2 separate regions of the Homo sapiens genome follow, and region 2 is linked to region 1. A link is a loop called in an ENCODE intact Hi-C map of the cell type or tissue named here. Cell type or tissue: psoas muscle. All regions are shown on one strand. Each heading gives the region's core, and the rest is flanking DNA. Links, peaks and the distances in the headings are about the cores only.

Region 1 (9,903 bases), core at 1,528-9,527:
TTAACTTTAAAGTGTGATAATAGTATTGTGGTTAGGTTTAAGTAACAGTTTATGGCTTTCAGAGATACATACTGAAATTATATGATGTCTAGAATTTGCTTCAGAATAATTCCAGATAAGAGACAAGTAGGTGAGTCAATATATGGATGGAACAGGATAGACTGTGAGTTAAAGTTGGATTATAGGTATGTGGGGAGGGCTCATGATACTACTTTCTATACTTGTGCATATACTGAAATATTTTAATAAAAGAGCTAAAAAAATTAGGTTACAATTCCAATAGTCCCCTTGGGATCAGAGCTCTTTCATTAAGTGTTACTGTATGATCTGAGTGTGTTTTCTATGGCTGAGATAGCTAACCATCAGTGGATTTTTTTTTTCATACCTCCAATGATACTTTTCTTCCCACCCTGATTGTTGTGTTCTCCTTAGAATCTTAGAAAAACAAGTGTAGGGCATCTGTCTTTTTATGTTCAGGGTGTCTTTCTAGGCTCAATCAATTCCCATGATGAAGTAAACAATTGTCAGTTACATAAACTATTAGCTTAGTAAGCGAAATGCTAAGGTAGAGATATTATACCTGTGGTTTCAGTATATGCTCCTAAATTTTTATTACTAAACTGTGAAGTTGCTAAGGCTATAATAAGTGATAACAATATATAAAGGCACTCAGTTTCCTAAGGCTGTTGATGCCCATGACATGCCTGCATAGCCACACTGGGGTGTTGTCCAGTTCCCAGTGAGCCAGCTCTGCGTCCGCCTTCAGTATGCCTCAGAAGAGGTTCTCAGTTTACAGTGAATGGCAGTGATGCTTTAATGTACATGAAAATGTAAGTTGTATACCTTGGCACCCTTATAATTACAGTCAACATTGATTTTCTATGGGCAGATAAACTTATTTATGAATTAACTGTTAAAGAGGGAGGAAGATCAATTATTTTTTGAAAAAAAATTATCACCAATCTGCAAAATATATACCCAGAAGTTTCTCTGTTTTTAGAGACACATAGTAACAAATGGAATCTACATTGTATCTATTTACAAACTGGAAACATCCAACTCCTCTTCACCAGTTAGTTTTGTAATCTAGATGTTAAAATGTTAGACTCCAAGGAAAAATGTTTAGAGTTTAATGTTAGAAAAGAAAATCTTAAAATTTTTGATCAACTTGAAAAAAGGGAAAATGTTAAACAACTTGCAGTTCAATATAGAAAGGTATTCCTAGACTTGGCAAAAATGAAACAAATTAGTTTCTCTTTGAATATCTTTAACGTTCTTGAAGAAGAGAAAACCAAGAAGGAAACTCCTGTGGTGCTGAGGTGCCTCATCATGCACTGATTTTTATAGCAGAGAATGAAATGCCAGAGCTGTAACCAGAGTGTGTGGGACAAGCCCAAGATTTTTTTAAGTTCTCAGAATAGAAGATAACCAAGGCATCTTCTGACTGCTTGATCAGAGCCAAAGAGTGGCTTGGGGTGTATAGCAAATGAATTGATGGGCAAACACTACCAGCTTGCATGGCTGGACACTGACAGGCTGGAGACTCTGAGTAGTGGGGTGGTCCTTGGGGGAGAAAACGAGGAGGAGGGTCCCTCTGGCTAAACCAGAGCCACACACAGCCTGCAGCCAATCACTGACCACAATTTTGACTAAAGAAGTTTATACCAATTGCATTTTATATCACTTTAACAATTGTTTGGTTTTATTTATGATTTGAGGTCACCTTCTTCAACCCTCCCAGAGTCAATGAAAATGAGCATGTGGTGACATTGGGGTTGAGACAAGTCGTTGATAGAATACTGTCCCCCTCCTCTGTCTGTAGTGTGATTAAATGAAAGCAAAATGAAATATTGTTAAGGGTGCTACACCCTAGAAACCTAGCTTTTAACCCTTCTGAACAATAAGGAGGAAACTTATTTCTGGGAGTCTTAGTGGCTGTGGTCCTCTGATTTCATGACATATGTGCTTGCAGCTGGAAGGGCATGGGCGCTGGAGCCCCTGGGAGAGCAGCCAACAGAGAGGACATTTGCAGTGTCCAAGTGGTGGAGAGTGTGGAGGGCTCGGAGCACAGTCTACAGTGGCCCCTCTGAGGTGCCTCACTCCCACAGCCTCGAGTGTGTTTCTGGGCTCTGGGCTCCATTGTCTGTCTAAGGGTTTGTGTGCTGACATTGCACTGTCTTACTCACTGTAGTTTACAGTAGGTCTTGATGATGTCTGGTGGGGTGGAGGCTTCCTGCTTGCCTTAGAACATAGCCATTAATGGAAAGAGAGGAAAAGTTAGAACCAGATATGTTCCATTCAGTGATCTTAACATAGAGAAACAGGCTAGGCAACCAACTTGTGTGACCAGCCAAAGAGGAAAGAGACATTTAAAAAATAAGAGTCAGGTCATATCACTCCTCTGCTCCAAACCTCCCTTAGCCCTCTTGCCATTCAGGGCAAACTCCAAAGTCCTCGAGTAGTTGGTCCACTTCTCCATGAAGGCAGAGTTTTTTGTTTTGTTTTTGTTTTTTTTAAATCTGTTTTGTTTACTGGTGCAGCCCAAGAGCCTAGAACAGCGTCTGGCACATAGTGAGTGTACAGTAAATATTTACTGAGTGAGAGGATAACCGTGATTTAGAGTTAGAAGGGAGGAAGAATAGTCTGCTCATCCCAGCCATTTCCTTGCAGAAGTCCCTTGTGTAAAGCCTCTGCTAGGAGCACCTCCTGACTTCTTCATGTATCATAGTGACCAGTTGCCCTCCGGCCTTGGAGTATAGCCTTTCCTATTTTTGAGCTTTATTTTTTATTTTTCTGAGACGGAGTCTTGCTCTGTCGCCCAGGCTGGCATGCAGTGGCACAGTCTCGGTTCACTGCAACCTCCACTTTCCAGGTTCAAGCAATTCCCCTGCCTCAGCCTCCCAAGTAGCTGGGATTACAGGCATGCGCCACCATGCCTGGCTAATTTTTGTATTTTTAGTAGAGATGGGGTTTCACCATGTTGGCCAGGGTGGTCTCGAATTCCTGACCTCGTAATCTGCCCGCGTCAGCCTCCCAAAGTGCTGGGATTACAGGCATGAGCCACTGCGCCTGGCCTGAGCTTTATTTTTTAGAAGTCCATTTTTCCCTAATTTGTATTTGGAGCGATGGTCCTCATATCTCCACAGATGGGGATGGACATGGCCCTTGAAAATTAATTGGTTGTGCCCAAGAGGATGGAAATAGGGTGGATAAGCCACAAGAACCATGACCCCAGGGTTTGGTCATGGAGTGATCTGTGACCTACAACCTGCAGATAGTGTCTACGGGGGCTGCTGGAAGTGCCACACCTGTTACCTTCCCCTGTGGTGGCAGAAGTAAAGAGCTGTTTTATGCCCATGAGAAAGCTGTGTAATGTGGACTGTTTTTATTACTCAGATCAGTATGTGTTTATTGATGTGCATGTGTCTTGTACTCTAAAGTATCTTCACACTGTAGTTCCATGCAGCTGTCCACTTAAACTGTGTGTGTGGGTGGACACAGGATGACTTTGCTGGAGAGAGGTTACTACTGACAAAGCTAGACTCAGGGAAGGAAAGACTAACAAACAAGGATTTCTCCCTTATACAACAAAGCATCTGTTCCTGTCACAGAATGAACACATGGATACATTTGGAGACTACAGAAAAGCACTTTGAAGAAATACAAATCACTTTTCTCATCACCCAAAGGGAACCACTCTTAACACTTTTGTGTCTTGCCAGAATTTTAACATCTATTCATAATAATATCTGAATACTTTCCCAAGTCATTAAATATTCTTGGAGCACATCATCTTTAATGACAGTTAGGTAATCCAGTCTATGTATGTACCATGATCCATGTAACCATTGTTCCCAGGTTCCATGAGGGAAAGTGCTCTTTCTTCTTGAATGTTAAATTTGTCCATGCTTGGTACTTAATACATATTTGTAAAATGAATGCATGAATGATTGAACTATTGGAGGTTTAGGTAGTTGCCAATAAGGAAAATACAGATAGTGCTATAATACATACCTGCAGAAAAATAAATATTTTTTCTCATATTTGATTACTTCCTTAAGACGAATTCTCAATGTTTAGTTGCTGAGTTGAAGGATAAAGATTTCATCTTGGATAGGAGCAGTTACCCTCATTTTAAGCATTGGAGGTAGCTGGAAAGATGGTCTCTAAATCCATCTGGGGCAGGTGAAGAGCCAGGCCAAGTTATGAAGCCCAGCTCCAACCTGACTTCTTCCTTTCTTTGTGCAGCTGGTATCACCTCCAAGACTGACACTTGAACTCAGAATACCACCAGGTGGGATTCAGAGATGATTGTTAAAACCGTGAATAAATTACATGTATGTATCCCATTGTCTCTACCCATTTTGAAGAACAAAACTCATTCTAGGCTTTCCTGGCCATCCCTCAGACACACCCGGGCTGTGCACTGAGCACCTTCGGACCCAGGACACTGTGGGTCTCACTTCATCCTGTGGCTGCGTCCCTCCACCAGATGTAAAGCCCCAGTAGCAGGAAGCACATTAACTTACCTTTCATTTCAGAGTTCCTAGGACAGGGTCTGTTACATAGTAAGCCCCAACAAATATTTTTTTGAATATTTGCAAGAATGTTAAATGGAAAAAGTGCAACATATGTTAATATACATGATGATTGCAGCAATAGGAAAGTGTCTGTAGGGTGGAGCCTTAGCCTTCAGATCCCTAAACTGTCGCCATGATTTGTGGATGTTATAACTCCTCCCCCACACTGTAGGTGAGTGTGGTAGAACCAACTCTTCAATGTATCAAAAACTTGTTTCTGGCCTCCCTACTGAGTCCCTGCTAGATCCTCCAGCAGGAAAGTACAGCTTGCAAGGAAGCCCCATGTTGGCAAGAGAAGGCATGCTGTCCTGGATGGTGTGGGCATGCCTGGGGGCTCTCGTGGGTGGGGTGGGTATTGGGGTCTTCTCTTATGGAGGGAGACCAGGCCAGACTTAAGGCCTGCAGTTCACGATGGGGAAGTACCAGCTTGTGAGCCAGGTGCTCTCACTTGTACTGTTCCTAAGCCTTGTTTTCCGTTCCTGCCCATGCTGAGCCGAGGGGAAGAGCGTTGTGAGCTTGTGTGAGGGGGAGGGTCCCTGAGGCAAGTGTGGCCACAGTGGCTGCAGCAGCTCTGATTAATGGGAAATTCCAAGAGGAAGGTAGACCTGGGGAGAAAGGAGTGGTGGCTGCAGAGTCCAACTGCCCTTCTTGCCAAACACGGAGATTCTGCCTTTTGCCAACCGTGGAGGCTCTGCGTAGGAGATTTTATTTCAGGTGATGGTGCTCACCTTGGAGGGATCTGTTACTCATTCCCATATCAGATCATAGCTTCAGGCTGCAGGAGGACTCAGGCAGGCTCCTGACCGCAGCTTCTGTGAATCACCAGACACCGGCAGTCCGGGAGCGGCTAGTGTCTGAGCTGCCAGTGCCCGGAAGTGAGAGAGGTTATCCAGTCTTCCTGCTGCTCCTCCATCCAACCTCAGCAGCACCATGTGCCTGGGAGCAGGGAAAGGAGAGCTGTTGGGCAGTCCTGTCCAGAACAATAGTCAAGGATACGAGTGGTTTTTTGTTCCCAGAACTGAGTGCATTTTTGTGGACAGTGATTCATTACAGAATACGCCAGTACTAGAACCACAGCATGTCTGTGCAGTTTACTAGGCACTGGGACATAGGTTAGCCTGGCTGATCCTCTCATGACCCTGAAAGAGGGCAAGTGGGGCATTTGGGCCTCCGTCTCAAAGGTGAGAAAATGAAAATCAGTTGGTTCATGACCAATGCACTGTAATCACCCCTCACAGGGTGAAAAAATGAACTCAGCACATGGCTTCTGTTGTTCCGCCTGGCTCCCTGTCTCCATCTGTCAGAGATAAACCTGAAGGATGTGTGTTGACACCCAAAGAAGTGTGCAGAGTGAACACAGTCAGAGAAAAATGTAAGCTGAGTTGACATGACATTAAATGGAACAAGTTGGTGCTTAGTTTTACACAGGCTGGGGAGTAGAGCTTGGCTATGTGGTAAGCTTTATTTCTATCAATGCTACTGATCCCAGGAATGTGAAAATGATATCCTTTATTATGATGATGGGCTGGGGAAGTAAGGCATAAACATAATGCAAAGTGAAGTAACAACTGAAGGCAGCATATGACTCATGTCAAAGTGTGACATAGGCCTGTGGGGCTATAGAAATATCAACTTGGGGCCGGGTGCAGTGGCTTATACCTGTAATCCCACCACTTCAGGAGGTTGAGGTGGGTGGATCACCTGAGGTCAGGAGTTTGGGACCAGCCTGGCCAACATGGCGAAACCCCATCTCTACTAAAAAGTACAAAAATTAGCCAGGCATGGTGGTGGGTGCCCGTAATTCCAATTACTCAGGAGGCTGAGGCAGGAGAATTGCTTGAACCTGGGAGGTGGAGGTTGCAGTGAACCGAGATCGTGCCACTGCACTCCAGCCTGAGCAACAGGAGTGAGACTCCATCTCAAAAAAAAAAAAAAGAAAAGAAAAAAAAAAGAAATGTCAACTTGGGAAAAATCCACGTGGACTGCATGGCCTGGAAAGCCTCGTGGAGAAGGAGGGTGGGGTTTCAGTTGGTGAAAGGGAGGTAAAGGGCACCTGGTACAGGTGAGACACAGGTAGGATATGGGAGTCAGGATCAGGCTCCAAGGCTCTGGGTGGGTGAAGATAGCCCCCTGGAGGGATGTGGCCTGCAGCAGTGGGCCCGGGGCTAAGCTAATATATGGGGTTGACTGGGGAGCAGAGGCTGTTGTCAATGACCACAAACTGAATAAAAAATTATTTTCATTTCATGTAATAGAAACATGACAGAAAAGGAAAGGAAGAGGAAAGACAGACAGGAAGAAAATAATTACAGAAAAGATGACAGAAAGAGAATTGGGGCAAAGAAGAAAGGAGATGGATGGATGGGGAGTCACTGAAAGGCCACCTGTGTAGATAGCATGGGAGGAGGAAGGGAGACAGGGACAAGCCTCAGGATGTGTCTGGGCAGGGAGGGCGGGGACCCCTGCTGTTCATAGTCCCAGCCACTGCTAATTCCTGGTGAGCTGATTATCAAGTGTTAGCCAGTGAGGGCTTACGATGTGACCCTTTCTGGGAGCTTTCTCTCCTTCCTCCCTTTCACAGATGTTCTTGGGTGTCTGCTTGATGTCAGATTCTGCTGGTCCACAGAGTAACACAAATAAATGACACCAAGGGCTGGCAAAATGGTGCTGGGCTCCATGTCAGACAGACCTGAGCTCCGTGTTTCTAATGAAATCTTCGGACAGTAGCACCTCCCTCATGGGCTGTTGTGGACAAACACAAGGTCCTCATATTTTTTGTATGTCACAGGAGCATGCGTGGCCTCCAGCCCCAGGTGCCATGTGCAATGGTGAGCCATGTTCCTTTCCCAGCATTGTAGTCCCTTCCCTGCAGCTGTGCTATGAGATCTCCTCTTACCATCCCACACCTGCACCCCCACCACAGTGTCCCCACTCCCAACGTGGATCCTCACCTTTGACTGCAAAGACAAAGCAGACCACTCAGATGCAGCCCTGGCCCCTGCCTGCCTCAACCTCCACCTGCACCCACGTGCCCTGCTGTGCCCTCTTTGCTGATGGGGGGAGGGGGGACAGGTGCGCCCCTTCTTCTGGCAATGCCAGCCCTTTTCCACTGTGTCTTCACCCTCTCCTTCCCTCTGAGATCCTCCCATTAGCATTTAGGTGGGCTAAAGCCTCTTTTGTCCAGAAAGTCCCTCTTCCCTGGCCCTGGGCCCAGCTGTCCTTCTTCCACCCTTCAACCCTCAAGCCTCCCAGACCTGTCTAAGCCCCACTGTCTTACCTTCCCCCTGCCCTGTACCCTCCCAGTTCCTGTCACTACTGCAATAAAACTACTCTTGCTAAGGTACTTGTCTTTAAATCTAGTAGACACTTTTCCATTCTTGACTTATAGAATCTCACAGCAGCAATTGCTGTTTCTGATGGTCCCCTTTGAGGAATGCTTGCCGTTCTGTTTGATGGTGCGGTATTCACCTGCCCTCTCTAGTCCTTCTCAATCCTTCTGCTCCCTCTGGCTGTTTGAATGTTGGCCTTTCTCAGGTTTCTGTCCAAAGACCACACCTCCTCCTCACAGTCACCCTCTTTGTCCTGGATGGCTTTGAGGGCTTTCTGACGACCCCCTAGAGCTGACCCCTGGCTCAGCTCTCTCTGGGCTCTGAGGCCAAATACCCAGCTGCCCTTTGAACAGCTCGTCCTGGACGTCCCAACAGGCATTGAACCTGCCCCGCATCTAGATCAGATCTTGTCATCTTCCCACAGACCCATACTGCCTCAGCGAGGAGCATTGCCAGCCAGTTGCCCAAACCAACTGAGAACCTCTCCCTAGCAGCAATCCCTGCTCTGTCAGAATCACGTTCTGTTGATTATCCTGCCTCTTGGAGTCTACCTGCTTCTCCCTCTGGTCCATGTGTCATCCATGGCATATGGAAAGTGCTCAATAAATATTTATTGAATGAATGGAAAATAAGTTAATGTTTGAGAAAGTGTCAGTCACATGGGGATTGCTCAGAAAATGTGGGTGCCTATATTAGTTATCTATGGCTATGAATAAATCACCCCAAACGTAGTGGCTTCAAACAATCATATTTATTATCTCTCACAGTTTCCTTGGGCCATGAATTTGAAGGCAGTTCCTTGGGTGGTTCTGGCTCAGGGTCTGTCATGAGGGTGCAGCTGGATCATGGCCGGCCCTGGTATCATCTCAGATTTCTTCAGTCATATGGCCAGTGCCTGGGCTGGGAAGTGCCAATAGCTGGGAGCTCCTTGGGTGTCTCTCTTCATATGTCAATGGTCTCTCCCCAGGGTCTCTCTAGTATGGTGTCCTCAGGGTAGGTGGACTTCTTATGTGGCAGCTCCAGGCTCCAAAGTGAGAGGTCCAGGTGGGTGCTGCTCTCCCTATCTAGCCACATGCTCTGGCTGTACTCTACTTGTTAGAAGTGAATCACCAGGGCTGGCCCTCATTCAAGGGCAAGGGGGAATTAGATATCATTGTTTTATGGAAGAATTGCCAAAGAATTTGTGAACTTAAAAAAAACCTTCATATTTGGTAAAATTCACTTTTATTTTTGGTGCACAGTCCTATGAGTTTTCATATATGCATAAGTTTTTGTGACTGCCACCACTAACAGGACACAGAACAATTCCAGGAACCTAAAGAATTATCTCGGGCCACCCTTTTGTAGTTGTGCATTCTCAGAGGCCACTGATCTGTTTTCTTTCCCTGTAGTTTTGCTTTTTCCGGAATGCTATATGAATAGAATCATTTCGTGTGTAGCCTTTTGAGACTGGCTTCTTCACTCTGCACAGTGCCCTTCAGATCCAAGTTGTTGGGTGCTTCAGGAGTTCCTGCCTTTTGATTGCAGAGCAGTTTCCCCTGGTATGGATATCCCACAGTTTGTTCATCCATTCACTCACTGAAAGACACCTGGGTTGTTTCTGGTTTTTGGTGATTATGAATAAAGCTGCTCTAAACATTTGCATAGAGATTTTGTGTGAACCTAAGTTTTCATTTTTCTGTGATAAATACCTAGATTCTTTATTCAGCAGATAATTACCTGGCTCTCTCCTTAGCAGGGCAGTCAGGAGGTTTCTTATTTGGCAAGTTATCCTTTGTCCGAATAATTTGTCTTTTTTTTTTTTTTGAGACAGAGTTGCACTCTGTTGCCCAGGCTGGAGTGCGGTGGCATGATCATGGTCACTGCAGCCTCGACCTCCTAGGCTCAAGTGATCCTCCAGCCTCAGTCTCCTGAGTAGCTGGGGCTACAGGCATGAGCCACTGCACCTGGCCTGTCAGAAGAATTTGTCATTCGAGTTTCTGAACTTCAGAATG
Region 2 (9,903 bases), core at 1,445-9,444, 94 kb after region 1:
GGGAGGGTTGATGAAGGACTTGCCCTATGCTCTTAAGAGGCTTTCTGGAAGTTTACTGGAACATTTCTGTTTACATGTTATTGGACAGAATTTAGTCATGTGGATACAGGTAGCTGCTAAGGAGTCATGGAACTGAATGGTTTTATCTGGCTACTAGGCTACCCAAAGAAACACTGGGGTTCTTCTAGTAAGAAGGAGAGAGTGGATATTTTAATAGGCAACCCAGAAATGAATGGGTTTTTCCTGCTGTATTCTTGAACACAAACGTGAATAAATATGCAGGAAGTTAAAAGGATATTTTGAGTATGATTTTAATCTTAACATATTTTTCTCATTACATTTATGCTGTTCTGCAAATGAAAACAATTCAGTGCTATGAATTGAACTATTTGCACCATATCTTGGGATGCTGATGGCATCTCAGTGCAGATCTTTAGTCTCTTGGCAGTAGCAGTAGGTGGAGAGAGATGTTTCTCCTTCCTGCCTTTCTAGCAATACTTCCTAAGATGCTGTCTTTTAAGTGTGGTAATAAGCTGCTTTCAGTTCTTTTGGATATATACCCAAGCATGGAATTGCTGGATCATGTTGTAATTCTATAACCACTGTTTTTTTCAGAAAGAAAATGCCGGCACTCAGTACTGGTTAGGATTCCAGTTGCAGTAGGTGCTCAGAGCCTGAGGGGAGTGGAGCTGTTGTGTAGTCTCAATGATTTGTTCCATTGTGATGGTCAGGGCATATCAGGAACAAGCCAGGGCAGGTGGGTGCCTGCTGTATGGTTGGTGCCCTGTGCATGCCTAGGCAGAGCTTTAAGCGAGTGGTCAGTGTAATCCCACTCATTCACATGTGCTTTGCGTTCCCTTCAACCTTTGTTCCAAGTTCCAATTTACCAAAATAGGTAAAAGTCTGCCTATTTTCCATGATGCAGGTACATTGTATGTCTGTGACCCCCTCTAAAGGGATGTTTTTGGGTACATTTCAGTGTGTTGTGAGGAGGGAGGTATAGGACAGGGATGGGGGGGATCTGAGGAGAAATATGTGTGGCATGTGGGAAGGCTGGGATCCCCTGTCTTTTGGTCTGGCTGGTGTTGAGACTAGCTCTGAACTCATTCTTCTGGGAGACAGTGTGAGATTTTTGTGATCTAGGACTTATTTGTCCAAAGCTGCCTATTTTCCAGGATTGGAGGAGAGTTTGGGTACCTTGTATCTGACATCAAGCAAGCAGAGATCTACGCCACCCTTCCAGGAAGGGGACACTGCTGTTCTGAAAACAGGCCCATCACATTCCTTGGTGTTGATAATGGGGCACTGGAAGGTGTAGCTCAGGTGCTTCTCCTTTCCATGGCCCCAGATTGCTGGCCTGGCCCAATTTCAGTGTCCTGTTCGTTTGTCCCAAGGAGGGCAAGCATCTGGGGCAGGCTATGACTCATTATTTCAGCTCTGAACACGGCCATGCAAGGCCTTGCCCTTCCCAGCTTGCACCTATGGGTCTGTGAGCTGTCTCACTTGAGTACGACTAGACATGTATTTGAGTTTTCTGATGTGGATTAATCCTAAGTGTCCACACACAGATGTTATATGTGTCTTTTGTTTTGCAATTTGAAAGCTCCCTTAGGAGATCCTGTAGCAGTCTGTCTTTGAGGTCCCCATCTTGTCCCAGAGCTCCACTCTTATCTTGGTGGGTGACCCTGAGGAAGTGGCTCCTGGAGGCATTTTCTCCACCCCAGGCTGCCCTTGGGGCTCAGGGCATGCACCTTGCTGGTTTGGCTAGCCTTGTGCTCAGGTGCTCTAGGGCCTTCTAGCCCCCTCCGCTTTTCTTCTTGCTCCACATTTAGTATTGATGACCCTGCTGCAGAAGGCTCATTTGGTTTTAGAACATTATAGAGAGCTATTGCTGGGAATCCAGGATCAACTGTTTATAGCCACCGCCAGGAAGATGCTCTGAGCTCCCATCTTGCTGGGAGGAAGACCAAGTGAGTACACAGTTAGAGGACAGTTTTGAGTTTAGAGGCACGAGATGGCTGCTGGCCCAACAGGCCAGGCCTGAGGGTTCAGGCAGAATTTGACTTTGCTCCTTCTGAATCATAGAGTTCCTTCATTCACTGGGTGAAAATAAAAATGTAAGAATGTTCCCAAAAGCTGGACAGGAAGAGGGTGTGAGGTGTGGATCCTGGCCGCAGACATCTATCACCCCTCAGCTCCCCATGCATCTTTCTGTGAACTGAAATGTATTTCTCCAGCTCTGATTCTCAACAGTAGAGTTTATGGGTAATTTTAATTAGTTTTCAAGGTTTATTTTTGTATGTTTGTAGAGCCATGGAAAAAAATGAACTGGAAATGAAATATGCTGTTGAATAAATGATAATTTTACATTCTAGAAGAGCTCAGTATTTAAGCAAGACCTTAAAAATAGAGTGAAAAAAGTAATTACTCCAATAAATTTTACCAAAAGAAAAATAGAAACGTTGTTCTTTCCTGTTCCTCTTCTAAATGGAGAGGACAATGGTCTTGTAAGTCCAATTGGTTCCTGTCTGCCCCTACCCCCACAGCTCTTTCCTGGAGACCTCTAGGACTTTCCACTCAAAGTGTGGTCCCCAGGCCAGCAGCATTGACATTACCTAGTTAGAAATGCAGAATCCCAGACCCCACCCAGAGGCTGAATTTTCCCTAGATCTCTGGGTGAACCAGGTGAATCATGAGCGGTCTGAGAAGGAGACTGTGGTTGGTTTGAAGGAGTCCTCTATGAGATTGGGGCAGTGGCAGCTGTGGCCTGGGGAAGGGACCAAGAGGGTGGAGTTCTTCTCACTCAGTGCATCCACCAGAGCTGAGAGCAGGCCTTACCCTGGAACAGGGATGGAGGCTGGGAGCAGAGGTCTAACCAAAGGCAACCAGGAAGTGAGTGTCCACAGCCATCTCCTTTGGGATGGCATCCTCTTTTTCTCTCCATGGACAGAGGAGGAGAGGACCCATCCCGGAAGCAGAATAAGTGGTCACAAAAGAAAAAAAGGATCAGGATGGTGAAGACATTTGACATCGAGGAAGGAGAGTTATAGAAGGGAGATGGAGGAAAGTGTCGGTTGCTGGCTTCACTCTCTGTGCCTTTTATGTGAAAGTGCAAGGCTGACCTGTTGCTCTGGAGGGAGGGGTGGATCACTCTTGCATTCCAGGGAGCCACTGGACACTAGTTAGGGAGAAGGAGAGTTTGGCCAGCATTTTGCAGGACGTGATGCATGGCGTGCTGTGGTCTGAATATTGGTGTCCCCCCAGATTCATGTGATGAAATCCAATCACCAAAGCACTGGTATCAAAAGGTAGGGGCTTTGGGAGGTGAAGGTTCCACCCTCATGAATGGAATTGATATCCTCTTATAGAAGAGGCCCAAGGAAGCTTGTTAACCACTTTCCCCTTCCACCCTATGAGGACACATACACAGTGCTACCTATAAGGAACAAGACCTCACCAGACACTGAATCTGCCGTTACCTTGATCTTGGCCTTCCCAGCCTTCAGAACAGTGAGCAATACATTTCTATTGTTTATGAATTACCCAGTCTAAAGTATTTTGTTATAGCAGTCTGAATGAACTAAGACAGCCTGTCATTGGCAAGGATGCCTTTGTCAACTTCCAAGAGCATGAGAAGGAGGGGTGGGCACATGTCTTCAGAGAGCACTAGACCAAGAGGCTGATTCCCAGGATCTTGCTCTGTGTATCAGCTCCAGCCAGTATGTGGCTTTGGTTGGGTTACTGCACCTCTCTGAGCCTCACTTTCCCAATGTGTAAAACAGGTACAACAACATTCTATGCTCTCTGGGCTTTTGGGAGGATTAGATGGAATCAAGGAAGTAAAAGTGTTCTGAGTTATCATCTGTTGAAAACCTGTGAGGGCAGTGCTTAACCTGGCCCCTCATGTTCTATCCCTCACACGGTATGTAGCACAGAGTGGCCGTCATTACTGGCTAAGCAGACCTGAAGGACCATTTTTACCAATTCATTGATTTACAAGTAGAAATATGTAAGTTACACAGAAAGGTTGCTCACATCCTCTGTGTTTTTGCTCTTTGGCTGTTATAAATAATGCTGTAATGAACCCTTGTATACAAGCATTTATGTGGACGTATGTCTTCACTTCTCTTGCATATATTCTTTTTAAAAATTCCATTTTGTTTTTAAGGCAGGAAACTTAAATGTGGTGCTTTTAAAATTGTGATTGTTCAATTATAGCCCTGAGAACAGTATAAGCCAACAAAGAGTGGTGGCCTTTGGGGCGGGCAAGGTGCGAGAGAAGTACTGAGTCGGCTGGGCGTGGTCCTTTTGTTTTTAAAAACAGAAAAAGTGATGAAGCTCCAGGAGTGAGGAAGGCTGATCACTGCTTGTTCTTCTTTTCACATGGCAGCAAAGAGGCCTTCTTGAGCGTAGCTGGCTCATTATAGATTAATACGCTGATGACAGCAAAGAACCTGAGTGCTCATCTTGATCTATATCCCTTATATACACACATAACCCATGCCACTACCTCTCTGGGATATTTTCTCATATATATGTGTGAAATACATATTATATATTTTATCATAGTATGTAATATGCAATATAAAAATTATAATGTATATTTTTAGTGATATATAATGTGATGCAATTATACACACACACACACACACACACACACACACACACACACATATGAAAATACCCCAGAGAGGAAAAGGGACATGTCCAAGGTCACACAGCTAGCAACTGTCGGGCCAGGACTACAGTCCATTTTTCCACGACTTTAGTCCAGTGCTCTTTCCCTGACATCCATTACTGCTTGTTTGATGTGACATTGTGTGATCCGTTTGAGCCTTTCCCTTCCCTTATGTCACAAAAGGCTTTGTGCAGAGTGGAAAGGAATTTTCTATCTTTCTGATTTTTAAGGCTTTAACAAATATGTTCCACTTTTCAGATTATCTGAACTAGAACCACAGTGAGTTTCCATCAGCTGCAGAAAACCAAAGGTTTACACATAGCAGCATCTTTTGTTTCACATCTGCTGAGAGGCGTGTTTGCCTGAGCTGAAGCTGTGGCCAACGGTGACGCAAGTTAGACGCTTAAGCTGGCAAGGCCATAGGAAAGTTCTCCTTGGTTAGACGTTGCTAAGTCATGACAATGAAGTGAAAATCTTCGAGGATAGTTTTGTTGGGAGGGGGCCATGAGGGTGCAGGGTGCAGAATCCAGTGCTTCTCGGAGCTGCTCAGTGAAAATCCTCTAAGACCAGAGCTGCAGCAGGCCCCAGCCCAGCCAGGAAAGCCCCAGAGTAGTTGAGGGAGCTATGTGTGTCTCCTTCCTCTCTCCCCTAGGGGGCTGGCCTAGGGTGTGTTCTGTCCTCTGCAGCTTCCCTCCTCCCTCTACCCACCTTTTGGAATGGTACTGGTAGAATAGAGTAAGACATTGCATAAGGTGAATCTGCATGCTTATTGGGGGTGTCGAATAGAATGAAGAAAACTAGTTAGTTCACAAAGTTCCCTAATTCTGTTCCCACCTTTAAAGAAACGTCTCTGACATTAACTGCAAGATGAGTGGCAAGTCCTCCTTTTGTGCCACCTACTAAGATTGGAACCTGAGAAGGCCTCCTGTGTGCCGGGGTTACTTGACCCATACATGCTCTCAGAATGGAACTTATCACTTACGGATCTTACTGTTGATCTTCCCCAAACAAATATACTCCATGCAGAATTTTAACTCTTAGTCATCATAAAAACACTGGAGATTTTAGTAAAAAAACACAAAAACATAAAATCATAAGAAAAGGTTAGCCAAATAATTACGGATTCCATTAGGAATTGTTCTAGAGTCTGGCCAGCAACTATCAGTCAAAGACATTTCAATTTAAGGTGGGAATATTCGTAACTGTATTGGGATACCTGAGCAATTTCTAAAAAGAACTGGTGCCTGGACCCTGTGGCAGCCCAGTGGGATCTGACTTGCTGAAGGTAGAGTGGGCATTGGTGTCCTTTAAAAGTTTTTCCAGGTGATCCTACCAGGTGACCAGGGCTGAGAACCACTGAGCTAAGGCAAGCCCCAGTGCCCTTGGGGTATCCATAGCTGGGGCCTTGCTCTGTGTGAAGGCTTTCCTTGTGGGATCATATTTCTACCTTATTAGCAGGGAGGTTTTGATATCCCCTGCATACAGAGGCAGAAACTGAACTTCCCTGGTTTAGGTAACTTACGTTCTCCTCTCTTCCCTCCCGCAATCTGCTCCCTGAGGGTTTGGGCAGTGCTGGCCACTGACCCAGGCCTCTCTGACCTCCTGGGCTTTCCTGTCTCTTGGTCCTGCCCTCCTGTAGGGATTCTCTCAGTCTACAAGCTTTTCTGGACTAGCCCCAGGTCAGCCATCTGCTGAGGTGTTGCCTGCTTGGGGTGTTGGTGACATATCCCCTGGGATGTTGGTTCATATCCAGACCTGGCCTCTTACTGCTCTGTGACCTCAGGTGACCTCTCCAGGTGTCTGCTTCCTTATCCATAAATCAGGGATTGTAGTGTTCTCCTTATGGAGTTGATAAAATGAATTAAATGAGGTGAAAGTGTGAAAGACTTGGCCCAGCAGCTGACACCTAAAAGGAGGCAAGTTGTTGCTATTGTAGAATAGTATGCATGCATATGGCCTGACCCCATGCTAGGTTCCAAATGCCTGCAGGGCAGATTTTCAAATGCCAGTGTGCAGATGTATCACTTGGGGACTCAGATTTGGTAGGTCTCGGGCGGGGCCTGAGATCCTGAATTTCTGACAAGCCCCTAGGTGATGTCAAGGCCTGAGTCATCAGTTCGTGCAATTCTCATGCACCCAGTTCAGTGGCTATTGGGGGGCTCAAGGGAAATGCACTGGGTAGCTGAGCAGTTGTGTGCTTGCGGTATTGTTCCTCCATCCTTGGACCTGAGGGCTGCCATGCTTGCTGTTCTTATGGTGTGACTATGAGTGCTTTTAGCTTTCGTCGCTAGAATTTTTTTTCAGTCCTTTTGGTTAGCAATTACTAGAAGTGTAAAATCAGTTACACATTTATACTCTGATATGAAACCAATGATCTAATAGATGATAATACCACTAATGCTCTCTTCATATTCTGACTTTTGTGAGTCATTGGTGTCCTTTAAAAGTTTTTCCAGGTGATCCTACCAGGTGACCAGGGCTGAGAACCACTGAGCTAAGGCAAGCCCCAGTGCCCTTGGGGTATCCATAGCTGGGGCCTTGCTCTGTGTGAAGGCTTTACTTCATTCCTTATTTATAAAACATCAGCCCCCGTGAGGTAGAAAGAGAAATGGACATGTGGCTGAAAGTTCAGGGTTAAATCCCTGTCTCTTCCATTTAGTAGCTATTTTCTTTGATTTCTCCAGCCCTGAATTTGTGCATCTGTAAGATGGGCCTCACAACACTTCACAGCACTGGGTTATTAAATGGAAATGTTGAAGAGGTTCGATTCCACCAATTTGTCTAGTTATATTAACATTTACAATTGCAGAAGGATTTATTTCAAAGATCAAATCATATTTTAAAGCTATGGAGATATTCTTCTTTCCTTTCCACTTTCTTTGGAGGTAGAGGTAAGTGTCAGGCTCGTATGAGCCAAATTGATAGTCATGGAAGGCTTGCAGGATGCAATTTAAATTTTCAGGTTTTTATTTTTTGGCCTACATTATTTTATGGGTGTGTGACATCTCAAGGTAGGATTTCTTGAATATATAAAATACAGGTGGAAATAGGATAACAACAACAACAAAAAACAGAAATGGAATAAAGCTAAGGACCAATGTTTATAGAACTCAGGATGAACAAAGAATTTATGCTTCGTAAGTTTCCCAAAGAGCTAGCTGTGAGGACATGTTTATATGACTGTGAACATACCAAAATATGGAACAGATGTGATTCTTGTCCACATGGAGGAATAAGTCTTGTTTGTGGCTGTAAGGTTCATGTATACTGGGAATTGCATAATAATTATTTTCCTTTTTTTCCCCCTTTGTCGGTTAAATGAAGTGAGGCTCTGTTTCTATTTAAAACATGGCATTTCAAGTTTGCCTGTGGGTTCCAGAAGTTGAATCAGCTGCTCAGTGGTCTGTGCCCAGCAGTGCTAAGCACTTAGTAGGTTTTTGATAATGGTGAGGTGTCAAATTCATTTCAGTAGTGTGGACTTTGATGAGCTTTGATCTGCCCTAAGTTCACATTGTGGCCTTGCCTGTTTTTTGTTTTTGTTTTTGTTTTTTTGTTTTTGTTTTTGTTTTTTTAAAGCAAGGTGGCACCTGCAGATGCTTTTAGAGGCAATGAGAAATGGGACCAGTTTTCATGGAATGCTCATCATGCTGGTGCTGGGTCACCTGTCACACTGATATGGCATTGAATAGGCATTGCTGCTACAAATACAGCTGCTGAAATGTGGCCTGCCACAAAGATACTGATTTGAGCTGAGTCAGACAGCTCACAAATATACTGGTCCTCTTGCCTTGTTTTATTACTCTTACGTTTTTGAGAGCTAGATTTTATACCTTGTAAGAGTTTTCCTCTCAGCGTTTATGGGCCTCAAAACAGCCTTGGCATGTGCGGGAATGAGGATGGCGCATTTGGGTCCGGACCTTCTGGCATAGGATTAGGAGTGGTTGGGGGTGGGGAGAGAGGGATGCAAATGCCTTTTACAGGTGACATTTAAACGGGGTGTGTTTGGGTTAGCAAACTCTTTTTGAAAATCTGCCCCCCGCCCTGAGCCTATCAGTCATATTCACTTTAGAATGAATGAATTTGATCTGAGATGAGCTGCCCTTGGGGACTGGGAGCTCTTATATTTGGAAGGTTATTGCGGAATTTTGGAATTATTGATAGTGCATATTCTGGCGGGCAGCTTGAGTCAGAACAGTCTATAAACCACTTTCATGGACTGGTAAAGAGAAGAGGCTGTTGGCAGGAGCCCATATTAGTGGCAGGCCCCACTAGGGTACTCTCTGTGTGTGATCAGACCATGTGTGTGTTCTCACCTGGCTTACCACGTCACCCATCTGTCCACCTGCTTACCTACGCATCCGCCCTCCAGTAAACGTTGACCAGGTGCACCTGCTTCTGTGCCTGCTGTGGGATGAAGTCATGCCTGAGACCAGTGCTGTGCACAGAGAAGGGCTTCAGGGTCCATTAGTATACAGTGTAATCGCATCATGTGTCTGGACCAACTGATCAGTGGTAAAGATATGCCTGCTGTCCTCTGCTTTCCCTGTCAGTCTTTGCTCACCTCTCAGTTTCCTCCTCCAAGGACTACTCTAGTTCCCCTTTCCCCACCACATAGGAATGTGGTCCAGAGTCACATGTGAAGCTTTTTAAACAGACAAATGTAGAGCTGGCTTGAGAGGGCTTTATAAGGCCACAGAGCTTTTTTGGGTGATTCCAACCTGCAGCCATATTAAAAAGTAGTACTTTACAAATTCTCTTTTTGCTCCAGTCTCTACCAATTCATTGATCCTCCCTCATATACATTTCCCCACCAACATGCTCCCTGCTGTCTGCCGGTGCTTGTGAGCACTAATGATGGTGGTAACAGCCCTGCTGCTTTGGTTGCACATCTGCCAGGGACTCTGCACCTTGTTATGACCCTCACACTCACGATTTCAGTTTAACCCAAGTCTAACAGGCTTGCAAAATAGGTGTCATCACTCCATTTTATAGATAAGAAAACTGAGGTTCAAAAAGGTTCCCAGATATCAAAGACTTGAGCGTAAGCGATGGAGTAAGAATTTGAATTGAAGTTTGTCTGACTCCGAAGACACATTTTCCTATATGTTAGGCTGCTTCTCTAAACTCTACTGTGAGCTTCTGCAGACACCCTACACGAATCCATCCAATGTAGAGTAGGATACAGAGTGTGCATTCCTGAGCTGCCTGGGTTTGAATCCTGGTTC

The links. A loop is a pair of places that touch in the nucleus more often than their neighbours do. Peaks named below come from ENCODE experiments on the same cell type or tissue, not always from the same donor. Only the 100,000 strongest peaks of a DNase experiment are listed, where the experiment ranks them.
Region 2: a loop joins it to region 1, with 2.0 times the contacts of the local background. A loop is called at or near these places in 21 of 110 quality-filtered maps.

What each region holds. Positions count from the first base shown.
Region 1 is chr18:36,304,187-36,314,089 of GRCh38, forward strand. The region is part of intron 1 of FHOD3 (formin homology 2 domain containing 3); the gene reads left to right. Among named protein-coding and RNA genes, the nearest start is that of FHOD3, 11 kb to the left of the region's middle. In psoas muscle, for the core only: no CTCF peak of the experiment used is centred there; a DNase peak (open chromatin) is centred at 5,445; H3K27ac peaks cover 1,438 bases.
Region 2 is chr18:36,397,873-36,407,775 of GRCh38, forward strand. All of the region lies in intron 3 of FHOD3 (formin homology 2 domain containing 3), which reads left to right. Among named protein-coding and RNA genes, the nearest start is that of FHOD3, 110 kb to the left of the region's middle. In psoas muscle, for the core only: no CTCF peak of the experiment used is centred there; a DNase peak (open chromatin) is centred at 5,069; H3K27ac peaks cover 971 bases.